Regions from separate parts of the Homo sapiens genome. Here region 2 is linked to region 1. The links are chromatin loops, found by intact Hi-C in ENCODE. Cell type or tissue: ovary. All regions are shown on one strand.

What was found. Peaks named below come from ENCODE experiments on the same cell type or tissue, not always from the same donor. Only the 100,000 strongest peaks of a DNase experiment are listed, where the experiment ranks them.
Region 2: it touches region 1 in a loop (2.9-fold over the local background); 9 of 110 quality-filtered maps call a loop at or near these places.

The regions. Positions count from the first base shown.
Region 1 is chr3:30,923,590-30,926,089 of GRCh38, reverse strand. No RefSeq gene overlaps it. Among named protein-coding and RNA genes, the nearest start is that of GADL1, 30 kb to the right of the region's middle. In ovary, no CTCF peak of the experiment used is centred here; no DNase peak of the experiment used is centred here.
Region 2 is chr3:31,773,542-31,776,041 of GRCh38, reverse strand. All of the region lies in intron 4 of OSBPL10 (oxysterol binding protein like 10), which reads left to right. Among named protein-coding and RNA genes, the nearest start is that of OSBPL10-AS1, 71 kb to the right of the region's middle. In ovary, no CTCF peak of the experiment used is centred here; no DNase peak of the experiment used is centred here.

The DNA.
Region 1 (2,500 bases):
CTTTTCTGAAGCAGAGCCACTTATTTATAAAATTAGTACCTCATTATTTGAAAACATTAATATGAGCATGTAGCTCCTTTTACCTAAAGACTCCTGAGAAACATCATCACAGATGATAAAATGGAGAGTTATTCAGCCAGATAGGTACGCTCCTTGACAGCTGGTTACCTGGATTAAGCGTAAGTACTTCTAAAGACGTAGTCCCAGAAGGCTTGCAACTGCCCACATGAAATATCCCCATGACGAGAATACAGAGAGGGAGGAGCTTGTTTTATAATTTTGTCAACAGGACAGCAGATCATGCTGTACAAGGAGGTGTCCTGCACGGCTGAAGTAATCAATAGTCTACATGAGAAACTGGTCTGTTTCTCTGCTCTAATCCCTGTCTGACCCTCCTTCTCCCTCAACACCTCCATGTGCACACACACATCATCAAAACTGGAGACCACTGGCCTGTACAGGGCAGGCTAAATAGAAGTTTGGTTGCACCTCTAGAGAAGAGGAGGTTGGAAAGCAAGTAGCCTAGTCACTTTTCTGGATGGATACCATCCACAGTGAGCGTCTCCTTGCTGAAAGGCAAAAGGGGAAGGGCAAAAGGGCTCCCTCGAACCTCTTTTGTAAGGACACTAATCCCATTCATGAGGCAGAGGTAAGGGTAGGTAGTATTCAGCCCCCAGAACAGGAACTTAATTTCCCCTACCATCCCCATCACTCAGATTCAACATTATCTTTTTTTGTGTGTACGTATTTCATCCATCTACCTCCCATGTTTTTTTGTTTGTTCCTGTACTATTTTAAAGCAAATACCATAGTCATATAATTTACCTGTAAATATTCATGTATTGCTAGAAGATAAAAACCATTTCATTTTTTGAGACAAGGTCTTGCTCTGTCACCCAGGCTGAAGTGCAGTGGTAGGATCCTAGCTCACTGCAATCTTAAACTCCTGAGCTCACGGGATCCTCCCGCCTCAGACTTCTCAGTAGCTGGGAGTACAGGTGCAAACCACTACACCTGGCTAATTTTTAAAAAAATTTTTTGTAGATAGATCTCACTTTGTTGCCCAGCCTGATCTCAAATGCCTGGGCTAAAGCAATCCAACGCGTTGGCCTCCCAAAATGCTAGGATTATAGGCATGAGTCACTGTTCCCGGAAAGAACTATTTTTAAATGTAACCGAAAGGCCCACTATCATACTTTAAAAATTTGTAATATTTTGTTAGTATTATCTAACGCCAAGTCTATATTTAATTTTCCAGTATTGTCTTAAATATTTATTTTCAGAATTGGTTTAGTCAAATCAGGATCCAAATAGAATCCTCATATTACATTTAGTTGACATATCAAAAATTGTAACCAAAATCTTGGACTTTCATCTCCGATTTTAGCTTGTTATTTAGAGCATAACACAGTTCTTTGAACCTGATTTTCCAATGTACTATCTATTGCTTGCATGACTTAAACATTTATAATCATGTGTCTTCATCCAAGTTATTGATTAAAACAACAAGGTAAAAGATTAAGTATGGATACCAAAAAGGCTGATTCTAATAAATTGTCCAGTCACAATACATCTACCCAACTATATAATTACCTAGCCTTAATCTTGTCTACTAAGATAGTGTGAGTTCTTGTCAAATTTATTACCAAAATCAAGTGGCCGTTTGTCTCATATTTACAAATTTTATACCTGAAATTTTAGCAGAAAGAATTATAAACATGCCCTAAGAACCATGATGGGTTCCAGTGAGCCTTTCTTTTCTGGGGATTTGTTTAATCATCTGTTTAGATATGAACGCATTGATCAATATAACACATTAGAAACTCAGAAATAGACCTATACTGGAAATTAACGTGTTGTATAGTTTCCCTTTTCCTTTGGAATAAATGTATAACTAGCAAATAATGCTTTTTATTAAATGCTTCTGCTGCCTTTAAATTAAATATGCTTTTGGTTTGTCTCCTACAGTTCCCTCATCCCTCCCTAATATCTAGCCACATTGATGCATCCGAGTGATCTCTGTAACCCGAATCTCTTTACAAGCTGCTTTCTCTGTGTACACTCTAGTTCTATTTCCTTCACATTCTGACCCACCAACCTCCCACCTCGCCAAATCCTTCTCATCCTTCAAGATGCTATGTCTTCCTTTCAGCATTCTTTTTTTTTTTTTTTTTTTTTTTTTTTTGAGACGGAGTCTCACTCTGTTGCCCAGGCTGGAGTGCAGTGGGGCGATCTCTGCTCACTGCAAGCTCCGCCTCCCGGGTTCCCGCCATTCTCCTGCCTCAGCCTCCCGAGTAGTTGGGACTACAGGCGCCCGCCACGACGCCCGGCTAATTTTTTGTACTTTTAGTAGAGACGGGGTTTCACCGTGTTAGCCAGGATGGTCTCGATCTCCTGACCTTGTGATCCACTCGCCTCGGCTGGGATTACAGGCATGAGCCACCGCGCCCGGTCTCAGCATTCTTTCATGGGCAATATAGTGGCTTATTTGCATTTCTGT
Region 2 (2,500 bases), 850 kb before region 1:
ATTGCACCCTCCTGACTTGCAACCCCACGTGCCTCTGTATTGTTGTTTTTGCCCCATCCTTCAACTCCTGAGACCCTTTCATTGTGCTCCTTGGAATTCATATTGCATCAGCGATATAATCCCCTACATCCTCAACCTGTTCTCTAAATGATTTCTTCACCTTGTTCTCTAACTGGAACCTGGTTCTCTCCCATAGCCCTCTTACATGGTGGCAGCATTCTCTCTCCCGCTCCTCCAAGGCCTGGAAATGGAGTAAGTGGCCTCTTTTTCTTCTCTGTCATTCCAGATTACTCTTACCTCTCCTTCCCTACAGGCATCTACCTTTGAGTCTCCTGTCATCGTCACACTGTGTTCCCCACCGTCCCTCCTTCATCCCTTGACAGTTTGAGTTTGTGAGTCACCATCACTCCCTCCAGCAGTGCCCTATCATAATTTTGGTGATTTCAGCATCCACATAGATGATGCTTTCAATTCCCTGACCTCTGCCGTCTCACTCACTCCCTCCCACGCTCAGACCTGTGACTTTAACATTACTAAAAATTTCAACTCCTTCATGATCTGTTTCAAGGCATCCACTTCCTTAACCATCCCTTCTTTTCCTAGGTTTCTCCAGGTGGCACCTTGATCCTGGACTCCAACAGCTTTTTACCCCTCTAGAGTCCTATCCTCTTTCCCCTGGAAACCCTTCTCTGCATGTTTCTGTTTTCCTCCTGAATCAGCTTGGGTTCCATGGTTCTCAGTGGAAGCAGTCCTTTGCATGTTCCCTCAGATCTGTTGCCCATTCTCACTTGGCTGTACTCACGGGGCAAACTCTTTTTTAAATCCCTGAACCTCTAGCACTTCCTTCCACAGCTCCATTCTTTTTTTGGAGAGAGAGAGTCTCACTCTGTCACCCAGGCTGGAGTGCAGTGGCATGATCTTGGCTCACTGCAACCTCTGCCTCTTGAGTTCAAACGATTCTCCTGCCTCAGCCACCCCCACTGAGTAGCTGGGATTACAGGCACATGCCACCATTCCCGGCTAATTTTTGTACTTTTTGTAGAAACAGGGTTTCACCATGTTGGCCAGGCTGGTCTCGAACTCCTGACCTCAGGTGATCCACCCACCTCAGCCTCCCAAAGTGCTGGGATTACAGGCATGAGCCACCACACTCAGCTCTCAATCTCCATTCTTAAGTAATGACCTGGCTTCTTGTGTCACTGAGAACAAAAGCAATCAAAAGAGGACTTCTGGCCAGGAGCAGTGGCTCATGCCTGTAATCCCAGCACTTTGGGAGGCTGAGGCGGTCCCATCATGAGGTCAGGAGTGCGAGACCAGCCTGGACAACATGGTGAAACACTGTCTCTACTAAAAATACAAAAATTAGCCAGGTGTGGTGGTGGGTGCCTGTAATCCCAGCTACTCGAGAAGCTGAGGCAGGAGAATCGCTTGAACCTGGGAGGCAGAGGTAGCAGTGAGCCAAGATCTCACCATTGCACTCCAGCCTGGGCTACAGAGCAAGACTGTCTCAAAAACAAAAAACAAAAACAAAAACAAAAACAGAAAACAAAAGAGGACTTCCAACAATCTCTTCCCTCCACTTGCCCATCTGCCTCTGTTGCTAGACACTGTACCTTCACCTGTGTCAGCCAGCCTCGACACTCCGCTCGCCTGCTCCAGGGCGTTGTTGTGGCAATTCTCCCATCTTACTCCTCTAAAGTCAATTTATTGGATCCTTTCTATTAGCATACAAAGCTATAACTTCTTCCATCTGAAAAACCCCTCACCTGACCTCACACTCTCCCTCTAACAATAGGTCATTTCTCTGCTCCCTTTTAAAAGGAATCTCCTGAAAAGCATCATCTGTTTTCAGTCTGTCTTTCTTTTTTTTTTTTTTTTTGAGATGGAGTTTTGCTCTTGTTGCCCAGGCTGGAGTGAAGTGGTGCAATCTCGGCTCACTGCAACCTCCGCCTCCCAGGTTCAAGCGATTCTCCTGCCTCAACCTCCTGAGTAGCTGGGATTACAGGCGCGTGCCACCACGCCCGGCTAATCTTTGTATTTTTAGTAGAGACGGGGTTTCACCATGTTGGTCAGGCTGGTCTCGAACTCCTGACCTCGTGATCCACCCACCTCGGCCTCCCAAAGTGTTGGGATTACAGGCGTGAGCCACCACGCCTGGCCTTTATGTATATTTGTAATGTATGAAAGATTACCTGCTAATTACATGAGAGAAAACAAAGCTTTCAAGAGAGATGCCAGGCAGTGTGCACTGCACTCGAGTCTCTGACTGAGTGTCACTACTGTGGGACAACTTGATGTGCCTACTGCATGATGAAGCATGACATTCTCAGCCACACTCATGAGTATTCCTATTCCAAATCGAATCAGACCTTTAGACCTACCTTCTGGTTTGCAGAAAATACAGGGGATGGAGAAGCAAGTAAACCACCACCATAAAGGACAATCAGATCCATAATATGGGACCTTTTGTACAACCACAACCCTCATTTCTTCAAATGTC